Regions from separate parts of the Mus musculus genome. Here region 1 is linked to region 2. A link is a loop called in an ENCODE intact Hi-C map of the cell type or tissue named here. Cell type or tissue: left cerebral cortex. All regions are shown on one strand. Links, peaks and the distances in the headings refer to the core of each region. The heading gives the core; the rest is flanking DNA. Region 1 has its middle 25 kb from the start of Tsx. Region 2 has its middle 3.6 kb from the start of 4930519F16Rik.

Region 1 (6,458 bases), core at 1,317-3,816, 180 kb after region 2:
ATTGCACATAGGGCTTTATGCATTCTAGAGAAAAGCATTCTACAGACTGTGGTACAGTCCCAGCCCTGGATTCCTTTTCTTCCCCAACTGTTCTGCACAGGACCATCAATTCTATTAGGATTGGAATCTAAGAGAGCAAACATTCTTGGTTCCTTCATCTTATTAAAGGGAAAGCACTCAATTTTTCACCATTGACCATGTTAGCTGTGGGCTTTTTCAATGTGGCCCTTATGTACTCAGACAATTTCCTCCTATTCCTGGTTTACCGAGAGTTTTTAATCATGAGTACACTGAGTTTTTCCAAGTGTTTTTTTTTTAATTTATTTATTTGTTATATGTAAGTACACTGTAGCTGTCTTCAGATGCACCAGAAGAAGGCATCAGATCTCATTATGGATGGTTGTGAGCCACCATGTGGTTGCTGGGATTTGAACTCACGACCTTCAGAAGAGCAGTTGGTGCTCTTAACCGCTGAGCCATCTCCCCAGCCCCGTGGGTTTTTTTGTTTGTTTGTTTGTTTGTTTGTTTGTTTTTGTTTTAATGCTATCAAGATGATCGTCATTGTATTGTGGTGATATCGTGTTCATTGATTTTTGTATGTTGAATCATTCTTGCATTCCATGAGTAAATCCCACCTGGATATTTTAATTCCATCAAACTCGGGTTATGGATATTGTAATGATGATGATCATCAGGGATGTGGGCTATAAATTTTTAACTTTCTTTTGTGTCTCTTTCTGGCTTTGATATCAGGATCACTCTGGCATCATGAATTGAGTTAGATAGCATCCCTTCTGCTTCGGCTCTTGAGAGATTTTAAGCATTGACTGATTGTAAGGTCTCCTTTTGCAAACGTGATTTGAGTTTGTTATTGGTGTAGCTTAGTTTCATCAGCTTCTTAAAAAAAATTTTTTTTCAAGAAAAACAGCATTTTAAAATTTTGTATTTACGCTCGAGCCTTTGTCATTTCTGTTTTCTGCCAAGGTTTTCCTGCAGGTGGTGGTGACTCAGAGATTCCTTCCTTAGGAATGCGCATCTGTAACTCCCCCCACCCCCCAATACACACACCTTTGTGCGGCTTTAGCTTCATTCATTCCATTAGGTTTTAGGTATTATCTTGTATCTTTATCCCATTTCCAGTTGTCTCCTGATACATTCTGCTTGTCTGGCATTGTTTGTCTCTTTATTGGTAGAGGGAGATTCTCCCCACGCATTCCAGGCAGCCTTTGAGCTTCTGATCCTCCTCAGCCTTCCAGATTTGGGGGATTGCAGAGATGCACCGCCAATGACAAGCAAAATCCCTAACTAAATCCCTTCCCCTCACACCCCATTTGTTCTTCTGGAGTGTGCTCTGAAGTGTTAGCTTCCAAATCTTTATGAATGCTCACTTCTTAATGCTATTGATTTTGAGCATCGGTTGTGTTGATGGTGTTGGTCTCCTATTCATGCATGTTGTCTCCGATCAATGACTTCTCTGCCCGTGAAACGAGACTATTCAAGTCCGATTGCATTAAAGGTAGGCTTATTGGGGAACTGCTCTCGGGGAGTTCACTGGCTTCAAGGATTGAGGAGTTGCCATGGGGAGAGGGGAGAGGAGAAAAGGGAAGAAGGGGTGCGCTCGTGCAGAGAGGAGAAGGGTGGGGCGCAAAATGTCTAGATAACATTGGAAAGAACGTCTTGTGGAAGGGCAGCTAAGCCCCTGAACTGGAAAGTTCAAGGTTGGGAACAAGGTATATCAGGCAGGGACTGAACGCTGCTAGTAGAACCTGGAAGCCAGGTCTGCATTGATATGTAAAATAAGCACTTCTGTCCCTTGTCCGGGGGTCAAAACCAGTCTACCGTTTTGTTTTGTTTTAGCACTTTTACCATGTTAATCATAATTAGATGTACCATCTAATCCTTGCAGATGTCTACCACGCCTGAATTTGGTTCTGATCTGTATTTTCTAGCTGAGATTTTTTTGTTTTAGTAAGCTTTACATACAGTGTTTGATGTGGTTGAAAATGAGGGCTATACCATGTGTCCACTGTTTGATACAGCCAGAGGGATCCCAGGTTGGAGAATGTTCCAAGTGTCTTTATTTTTCCTAATTTGTTGCTTTGGTTGCTCTAGAGACTTCTTGAATTAGTTCTGAGTTGTATGACACGTTATTGTATTTCTCTGATATTACAGGAGGCCTTGATGGTGGCAGGGTGTTCATTAGCTGTATCTATGCCACTCAACTGTGGTCATCACAGCGATTCTTCTTGGGTCTTGTACAGTTTTCCTTCCCGTCGGTTAAGCAGAAGCGTGGTGGGCTAGAATTGGGCTTTTTTTTCCCTCCCTTCAGGTCGGTTTGAGTCTTATGAAAGCTAAGGTGGGGCAATGTTCGAGCTCAGGAGTTGCATGTCAGCCTGGGGATTAAGGGACTCAGTTACTTGAATTTCTAATGAGTCACGTTTGTCTGAGGCTGAAGCTAGGAGAGCAGACTGCTATGGGGGTGTTTCAGAATGCTTCCTTTTCTCTTTCTGTTCCAATCCCTATGGAGATCATTTTCACTAAAAAACATGCTCTAGGGCTCCTATGAAGAAAAGTCACAAAAGTGTATTGCTCGCTGGATATAGCCTGGATTATCTTATTATTAAATTTATTCAAACAAACCTTCCAAGAAAGCGTCAGTTTGTTTTCCTGTGTTCACACTGTCTGTGGACAGGAGCTGTTTTCTCACTCATCAGCAAGTCGCTGCTCTCTCTAAGAGACTTTGTAATTTGGGGAATGTTATTTCCCTGATAGAGTCGAAGAAATTGTTCATTTTATTCAATTTTTTTTGTGATGCTAAAAATGATGGCTTTGGCCTGGTGTGGTGGTTTTTTTAATGGTGTTTTTGTTTTTTAATAACACACTGGGTCCCGTTTGTGCCAACCAACCATATATGCATGGAGATGGGGTCATCCATTGCAGGTTGATGGATCTATCAGAGGGCCACACCATTAACTCCCAATGGCTCCTCAGCGGTAGATCGAGTACCTCCCCTAGTATTGGAATCACAGCTGCTGTGAGCTCCTGAGCACCGGTCCTGTCACTGCTGCTTAACCCCCAGCCCAGATGGCCCCTGTCTTAAGTGATTTTCTCTGAGGTTTGCATGTAACTGTGTGATATAGATGCTCCATTTAGAACTGAGCACCCTTCACACTCTACAGATACTATTCTCTCCATTTTGACCACATCAAAGCCCTGGTCACTACACAAAGAAGTGTCTCTGGGGAGGTCTGAGAGCTACCCTAATCCATGGGTCTAGAAGTATTCATTTAAAAGATCATTTATTTGTTCGTTTCTTTATTTACTTAATGTATATGTGTTCTCTGTCTTCATGGACAATGAAAGAGGAAATTAGATCCCATTGTAGATGGTTGTGGGCCACCATGTGCTTTGAGCCACCATGTGGTTGCTAGGAATTGCATTCAGGTGCTCTGGAAGAGCAAGCAGCCAGTGCTCTCAACCACTGAGCCAGCCTCTCCCGTTGGAGGTCTGTATTTAGAGAGGAGTTAGACGATGTGTCTGATAAGCAAAATAATAATGGATGGTCCACCACTATCACCCCAAGGGTCTTTGAGTGTCCAAGTTGTGGGTTCTTGGTCAGATTTACAGCACCCATTTTTTTTAACTGTCTTTTTAATGTTTCTTTTATGTCAGTATTTACAAGTATAAATTTCCTATTACAACTATTACTCCATGCTACAACTTCTGGTCTGCTGCTACTTTGAGATGCTTTTATCCATCTTCATATTTTATAATTTCCCTTCTTTCATTCTTTGGATGTTTAGGCAAATTGTATTTCGATGCATTTGTGAATTTTCCCTATATCTTTTTGCTTTTATTTCTAGTATAATTCTATGTGGTTAAGTTCTTTTTTTATTTTTAAATTTGTTTTTGAGAATTTATGAGAGCTATATTCATATTGTTTTCCCTAGAGGTATGTGTATAAAGATCATTTATTTACTTGTTTATTTACTCAATCTATATGTGTTCTCTGTCTTCATGGACAATGAAAGAGAGAATCAGATGCCATTATAGAGGGTTGCGGGCTACCATGTGCTATGAGCTAGCATATGGTTGCTGTATACATGTATATATGTATACATGTGTGTGATGTGTTACAACTTGCTGTGTTTCAATTCAACCTTTTAATATTTATCGAGGACCTCTGACAAGAAGCTGTGGGACTGTTGGAATGAGTTTCCCTAAGAGTGAAAAAAGAAACATATGTAAACAAAATAGAACGGAGCTAACAGCCCAAAAATGTATCCATGCTAATCCAGTCTGATTTGAAATGCCTTTAATTGGAGTTACATATAAACTATAGTATAGATCACTGCAGAGGACTGCATCCATCTAAAGTCATCCAAGGTACTACAAATATTTGTATTTGTAAAAATATGACCAACCAAGCTCCTTTTTATGGCTTTAAGTCTGTAGCACAAACCTGGGCTTATACTGCCACCTAGTGACCAAATAGCAAAACACCAAACACTGAACTTGTTTTTCTGGAGTCTAGCTGAATAGAGGCTGGCTGAAAAATGGAGCAGTCTAGGTAGAATTCTATCATTGCAGAGGATACTGGGCCAGCACCAGGTTTAGCACATCCCGAGGAAACACTTGGTTTTTGCCCTAGGATACAGTCTTCCCTGAAGACCGAGCCTACAATGAGAAGCTTGCTTTCCTACTGTTATGCCTTTGTATTGTTCTGTGTTATACAGTCAGATTACAGTATCACTCAAGTCTTTTCTTTGGTTGACTATCTTCTGTCTGGTCTTCTGGATTTCCAGGAGACAATTTTGTTTTGTTTTATTTTTTTGTTTTTCGAGACAGGGTTTCTCTGTTTAGCCCTGGCTGTCCTGGAACTCACTCTGTAGACCAGGCTGGCCTCGAACTCAGAAATCTGCCTGCCTCTGCCTCCCAAGTGCTGGGATTAAAGGCGTGCGCCACCACGCCTGGCTCCAGGAGACAATTTTTTTTTTTTTTTTTTGCTTATTCACTTTACATCCTGCTCACTGCCCCCAACTCCAGGTCCCCCCCTCCCATGATCCTTCTTCCTTCTCCCTCCCATTCTTCTCTGAGCTGGTGAGGGCCCCTGGGTATCCTCCCACCCTGACACATCAAGTTTCTGTGAGGATATGTGCATCCTCTCCTACTGAGGCCCACCAGGCAACTCAGCTAGGAGAACAAATCCCATGGACAGGCAACAGCTTTTGTGATAGCCCCCGTTCCAGTGTTCCAGTAGTTCAGGATCCACATGAAGGCCAAGCTGCACATCTACATTATGAGCAGGAAGGCTCTATTTTTCTTATGTACAAATCTTAAATTCCTATTTGTTTACCAGGTCATTTTTGGTTGTCACTGTGACAGGTTGAATTTTATAATCTTGCCACTTGGGAAATAGATTGTCCTTTCTTTCTCAGAGTTTTGACCCCACTGCTCCCCTCCTCCAAGAATGAACAAGTTTATTTGTGTCACTTGCTACAGCACCTTCAGCCAGTTTCTGCCTGTTACATAATTATCACCAGGTCTGTTCCCAAGCAAACTCTCACTCAACGGAGCTAGATAAAGATGGCTTCCAGCAGCATAACGAAGGCTCAGTTCTGAGACCTATAGAATGTCCTTGCAAGGACACCCTGTGTGGGCTTGTCCCATACCAAAGATTTCTCACACGCCCATTGCTCATTTACTTGAAGTGTGTTTGCATATTGGAATTTGAGGTGTAAATTTTTATAAAATCCGCATTCTTTGTTGTGTGTGGCCATGGGGGTCTGTTTTCTAGACTTGACAGAATTTCCTTAAAGATGTGATACAAAGGGGCTGAAGAGATGGCTCAGTGGCTAAGAGCACTGGCTGATCTTATGAAGGACTTAGGTTCTGTTTCCAGCACCCACATGGCAGCTCACAGCTGTCTGTAACTCCAGCCCCAGGGGATCTGACTCAAGCATCTGGCCTCCACATTACTAGCCATGCAGGTGGTACACATGCTGGTAATTACCAAAACACATAAAAAAGAAACTTCAAAAAGAAGGGAGACAAAGCTATCTCTCCAGATGGGCTCTATGTTCGTTGAAACACACTTTTAATACCCAGAAGGCAGTTTTCTGTTTGTTTGTTTGTTTGTTTGTTTTTGTTTTGTTTTTTTTTGTTTTGTTTTTTTTTTTTTGAGATGAGACTTCTCTGTATAGCCCTGACTGTCCTGGAACTCACTCTGTAGACCAGGCTGGCCTCGAACTCAGAAATCCACTTGTCTCTGCCTCCCAAGTGCTGGGATTAAAGTCCACCACTGCCCGGCAAGCAGGCAGTTTTCAATGTTGTCCTGTCCTTCACCTTACTGCCTTTGTGAACCTAGAAGCTGGTTACAATCAGATTAAGGACTTCAACCTTTTCCACCCCCCCTTTCTCCTGAATATGACTTGAGTAATGGGCACATAGATGACTTT
Region 2 (6,458 bases), core at 1,727-4,226:
AGTTCAATGCCCAGCAGACTAGATAGTATTAAATCTTCAGGCTTGAAAGCAATCTTCTTTGCTTCAATGCCTTCCTTTTAGACATATGAGAATGGAATTAGATTCCCAAACTTCTAGGAAGAGCCTATGCCATGTGTCTCACAGATTTGGGGATATCATGCCCATAATTGTTTCAGCACACAGAGACTCTGAAGTTCTGGTTTCTTGTAGATGGACCTATCTCCATGACCTTTAGTTCTTTAGGTAGACATTATATAGTGGCCTTAATACAGGGCTTGGATTGTTCTTCTGGGAGTTCTCATTCCCAGAGTAGTCTCACTCATCTAGCATTTTCTACCTGATTCCTGTGTGCTTCTAAGACATTCTTAGAAATCTAGATGAAAGTAGCAGTACCTCTACAGCTTATGTGTCCTGTTTGCCTATGTGGATGTGGGGGCTGGAGAGATGGCTCAGCAGTTAAGAGCACTGATTGCTCTTCCAGAGGTCCTGAGTTCAATTCCCAGCAACCACATGGTGTCTCACAACCATCTGTAATGAGATCTGATGCCCTCTTCTGGTGTGTCTGAAGACAGCTGTAGTGTACTCACATGCATAAATAAATAAATCTTAAAAAAAAAAAAAAAACTATTTGGATGCTGTCAAGATTTATGATCCATGCCTTCTGGAGTAATAGTTTTAGCTGCCCTCTGGCCTTTTAAAACCACAGATAGAATAATAGAATAGCCAAAGACTACTATTCAATGTGCTTGAATAGAGACATAAAGTAGCCTTAGGCAGTAAGTCAAAAACATCAGAGTAGTCTGCCTCCATGCTACTTTCTAGTGGTCTAGGACTTTCCTTTTAAAACATTTTTTCAAGGCCCTGGGACTCTGGACCTGTGAAGTGTGTGGCACCCTTCACTGTTATAGTGAATAGCACCTAACATCCTCTTATTCATTCTGATCTCCTTACCAAGAGATCCTTTGATCATGACCCTGGTTTTGCCCTCTCAACACATGCTTGATTCTTTCCATGGACATGATGAAAAATTTCTACATCTTTACTTCCAGTTTCCATCTTGATAGTAAATTCAGTTTAAATAATTTCTCTGTTTTCATATGTATATAATACATAGAGACTACTACAGCTTAGATCTAAAGTGCCCCCCTCAAAGCTCGTATATTTTGTTCTTTGTTCTTCAGCCTATGGCACTGCTTATGAGGTATGCCCTAGAAAATGTGCGCATTGGTGCAATAGTGGCATAACTGTTTATGAGGGTAACCAGCGGCTCTCTTGATTTGATTGGAAGCTGTCTCTGTAGGTCTAGTATTGTAAATATGATTAAAACCCATGGCTAGGGAAGACATAGACCCGAAGGGAGAATCTACTAATGTTGTTTTCTAAATTCTCATGCTATTAAACTGCCTTCTAAATGCTTATATCCATAGATTGGTGCAGCTCTCAACCTCAATCAGAGAAGCTTCTTATTTCAGTTTGTAATGACTAATGCTGAGACCTATAACTGTTCAAAACACTGAAAATATGCGACTGTAAATGCTCATTCATAGAACACTCTTCACCGAGGCACTGGGAACATGGAAGATGGGGATGGAATAAAAGAGCCAAAGGATTGAGAGAAATGCTGTAAAATGTTGTCCTCCAGATATGATATGGATGAATCTATTGCTAGACTGTCGCTGACCCACTAGCTTTCAAATAATGACACAGATACTTATATATTTATTTATGAAAGTTTAGGCCTTAGCCTCAGCTCCTGGCTTCAGATCTTTGTTAAGTCAATCAGAGAATGTCTTAGGCAGGTGAGGAAGGAACAAATATACACCTCCATACAGTATACAAAAATGTCATCCTGACATCTCCCCCTTTTAGTCCAATAAATAGCTTTTTTTCTAATATCAATAAACTATAAAAAAGAACGATTATGAGAACCCTCAGATAAGAATTATATTCACATATCCAGTCCTTTGTATTTTGCACCTTTGGAGAAAGTACTCTACTACCTATTCTATCTTGGTGAGTTCAAAGTTCTATACCTAAATCATTTTCTATCATAACTTTAACATATCAAACTACAAACATCTTTTTAGACCTTAAACCATTTTCTTAAATCCTAAACAACATAATTTATATGTGAGACTATAACTATATTCAACCCCATCAGAGACCTGAGAAGGATAAATATTACCTGAGAATGTCCCATAGGTCTGTATGTTTGAATGTTTGGTCCTTAGTTATTAATAGAACTGTTTTTAAAGGATTAGGAGGTCTGTTCCTGGAGTAGGTGTGACCTTATTGAAAGAGGTACATAATTGAAGGTGGGCTTTGAGGTCTCAGAATCCCACAGTACACCAGTCTCAGTCTCTTTTACCCACTTCCTGATAATCAGGGTATAAAGCTCTCAGCTACTGTTCCACTGCCATATCTGTCCGCTTCCCAGGATGATCGTGAACTAGCCCTCTAAAACTGTAAGGCAGCCCCAATTAAATGTTTTCTCTTAGAGGTTACCTTGTCATGGTGTCACTGCAGAACAATAGAACAGTAAGATGGAGGACAAAGGTAGGCTCAGAAAGGAATAAGTGGAAAGATGGTGTTTATCATACAGCTTAAGATCAATGTTAAGTAAGCTTGCTAGGGCTTGCCATTAGTAACAGTAAGGATGCCTAGAGACTGGGTAGTCAAATACGAGAAGATCATCCAGGAAAAAATAGTCTCTCCCATGTCAATAAGGAATGTAATTGTGGTCCCAGATACACTGACAGTATCCCAGATACAATGAAGGCTTATCCACAGAAGTAGTGAATACAAGAGCTTTTCCTGTGGCCTCACCAGTCCTCAAAGAGATAAAGGTTTCTTGACTCACTAAGCTCCTCATAGTCCAGGAACAAAGTTAAGGGCATTTTATCTTTTTCATGTTTGACCAAGTCCTTGAATGGAGGCTGGCCTTCCCTCACAGGTGAGAGAGGGACATTCTTTCTTCCAATGGTGCTTCACTTTTCAGATTAGGCATAGCCCTGGGAAAAGCTTGTGACCTAGGAGTTTAAGGAGATATAGTCTGAAGCTGTGTTGGTTCCTTTATTCTGAACCAGGTGACCACTAGATGGCGGTATAGTATTTTCTAGGATTAATGCATTGTGCAATTGACATAGCCTGGGGAAATGCAAATCAAAACCACCCGTAGATTCCACCTTACATCAATCAGAATGGAGAAAAAAAAAAAAACCTCAAGTGTTTTCTTTAAAGACCAAGGATACTTCCCTATCACTGTTCCATTTCTATCTCAGGAGTCTCCAAAGGACTGAGTCAAAGCCTCCTAGCCTCCTCCTGATGTACTAAAAAGACTACATTTTGCAAGGGGAAAATAGCCCTTCTAGATTGCTTTATAGGAGAGAGGATGCTTACTACATTTCCTTAGGTTGTCTTCATCCATTTGCAGACACACACAAAGTGATTGTGGATGCAGGGTTTTAGACAATTGGGCACACCAAGACTTAGTAGTGTGGATCTCAGGTCAGACACAGATGCAGACAGATATACCTCTGTCAGCTTGATCCTTCCAATCGTGGGTGTAGAAACCCATCAACCCATGGCCTTATAAAGGTTAAAGAGATCATAGAGTAACCGATTAAGATGAAGCAGCACCCTAAAAGGAAAAAAGATGCTCTCTGTCCCCATTCCTGACGTATGATCCAGCAGATAAAATTTATTTGGACAGTTCTAGGTCAAAGAAGACAAGTCCGGGCTGGAGAGATGGCTCAGAGGTTAAGAGCATTCTCTGGTCTTCCAGAGGTCCTGAGTTCAAATCCCAGCAACCATATGGTGGCTCACAACCATCTATAATGGGATCTGGTGCCCTTGTCTGGTGAGCAGGTGTACATGGAGGCAGAATTAATTATACATAATTAATAAATAAATCGAAGAAGAAGACGACGACGACAATGATGATGACAAGTCCTTTGAGTCTGGACAGTTGTCACAGGGCTGAACAGTGAGAATGCTATCCAGTATAAAACAATGGATTCAGTTGTATAGAGAAGTAAATGCCATTTTGGGCATGAACAATATTGGTGTGAATTGTCATGGGCTGGTTAAGCTCATTGAGAGTTAATTCTGGAGATGAGATTTAAATTTCTTTTCTTTTCTTTTCTTTTGGTTTTTCAAGACAGGGTTTCTCTGTGTAGCCCCGGTTGTCCTGGAACTCACTTTGTAGACCAGGCTGGCCTCGAACTCAGAAATCCGCCTGCCTCCGCCTCCCAAGTGCTGGGATTAAAGGCATGCACCACCACCGCCCGACTTGGAGATGAAATTTGACCCTTCTTTGGGCATATTTATCTCATTATGTCTTCCTAGGCCTTATCCTGGGTCAGGCTGACCCCCTGACTATGATGAGGAAGGAGGACAACTAAACAGCCCAAGAATAAAGGCATGGTGCCTTTAAGAACAGCGAGAGGATAAATGATCTCAAGTAAAAGCTACTGTTGCTGGAGCTGGTGAGATGGCTCAGTCGGTAAGAGCACTAACTGCTCTTAGGAAGGTCCGAAGTTCAAATTCCAGCAGCCACATGGTGGCTTACAACCACCCATAGTGAGATCTGATGCCCCTTTCTGGTACGTTTGAAGACAGCTACAGTGTATTTACTTATAATGAAAAATCTTAAAAAAAAAAAAAAAAAGCTACTGTTGCTTATCTCATGACAAAAAAAAAAAGATGTTTGTAGTAAAACAAATAATTTTATGCTTATCCATACAGAAAGCAGTAGCCCTATTCTAATAGTGGAAACAGGGATTTTCCTTCTGGGGAAGGTCATAAATATAGAACTGAGGAAAGTTTGCTATGTACCTAATGTTTCTCTCTATTTGATATTTGCTACTTCTGCTGAAAACCAGGAGTACAGCTAAAGACCATTCTTGGGACTGGGACTGGGACTGGGACAAGGACACCTAAAAACAGCAGCTGTGGAATCCAATTCTGGAAAGTCATGGTATTAAAAGGAATCAAGTCCAAGATCCCCTCTCAGTCCCTACATGGGTCTCAGGGAGGAATGCAAACAATATAAAGTGACATACAGATAAGATAGTCTAAATGGGAATGTATAAAGTCTCTCAGGAAAAGGGCCAACTATGTCAGTCTCCAGTTCAATATTTAGGAATGACACAGAGAGAGGAAAACTGTAGGCTGAATTCCTAGCAAATGCAGCCTATTCTAACTTATCCTGTTCCTAAAACTGTCAAACAACTGGGGATTTACAGAAATGGGTAACCCATCTAACTGACTTCTTAGAGCAACTCAGAAATGTCCCTGGTCCTCTCTGGTATAGGAACTATAGGCCTGTTCCTCCTTCCAGGGATTCAAATAGGCAATTACATGGGCCCCTCCTTTTCTGGCTACTGACTCAACCCTGAGTTACCCTTTGTATAATTGAAAATAAGGGGATTTCTCCAAGAATTCTAACCCAAATAATAGTAGACATCCTTCCAGTGGATACCTTAGCAAGAAGCTATATTCATGGTTAAGGAAGGGGATGGAATACCTGTAAGCAATGCATTCCTCAGACTTCTCTTTCCTGAGGCAGATTAACTCTGATGAAGCTGCATATGTTCCCCATGACAGTTGGAGCTAAGAATACTTAGCTCCAAGGGACAGTGATGGCCATCAGTCAGCCAGATGACAAGCTATCAGGTTCTCCCATTAGAAGGGCCTAAAGGGACACTAAAGACCTGCCCCTCTCTCAAACCTTACCTGATGGAGCATATCTTGAACACTCATGTTATGAGACCTTGCTAAAAAACCTTTAGTGTGACACCTGCTCTTAGAAACCAACCCTTGAAAAATACGAATGTCCAATTTTTTTTACTGATGGAAGTTCAATTGTAAGAATAGAATTTTTAAAAGATGACATATAGTGGTAACCAAATTTGAGACTCTTGAGCCTAACCTTGTCCAAGCTAAACTGGTGCTGAACTTGCAGATTTTATTATCCTAAACAGGGCTTTGACCCTTAGAAAAGGAAAATGAGTAAATACTTAGACAAGTCCCAAATATGCGTACTGGATGCTGCATAATCATGCTGCCTTCTGGAAGGAGGCAAGATTACTGACCACCTTAGAGACATCTATCAAACAATCGAAGGAGATCTTGGACTTGTTAGATATGGTCCTGCTTCCCCAGGATAGTGCAGTCATACACTGCCAAGGGCACCTGATGGGAGAAGATACAATAGTCTTAGATCTAGCAGATGCTGCTTTCGAAGTGGCAGCACATAGAAGGAATATGTCACCTTTTGATGGAAAACTCTCTTCCATCTCGTGAAAGGCCCCAATATACTCTCTCCAAGAAAGAGAAGGCCTAAGGACAAGGCTGGAACCTGGATCACCATGGATGGTGGGTCACCAAAAAATGATTGTCTATGGCAACTTTAGTTTCTACATGGGAAAAATGTGAAAGCCTTCCACCAAATATGT

Evidence for each region. A loop is a pair of places that touch in the nucleus more often than their neighbours do. Peaks named below come from ENCODE experiments on the same cell type or tissue, not always from the same donor. Only the 100,000 strongest peaks of a DNase experiment are listed, where the experiment ranks them.
Region 1: a loop joins it to region 2, with 6 times the contacts of the local background. A loop is called at or near these places in 33 of 42 quality-filtered maps.

The regions. Positions count from the first base shown.
Region 1 is chrX:103,436,534-103,442,991 of GRCm38, forward strand. It overlaps Tsix. Among named protein-coding and RNA genes, the nearest start is that of Tsx, 25 kb to the left of the region's middle. In left cerebral cortex, for the core only: no CTCF peak of the experiment used is centred there; a DNase peak (open chromatin) is centred at 2,549.
Region 2 is chrX:103,256,964-103,263,421 of GRCm38, forward strand. No RefSeq gene overlaps it. Among named protein-coding and RNA genes, the nearest start is that of 4930519F16Rik, 3.6 kb to the left of the region's middle. In left cerebral cortex, for the core only: a CTCF peak has its summit at 3,095 (motif pointing right); a DNase peak (open chromatin) is centred at 3,098.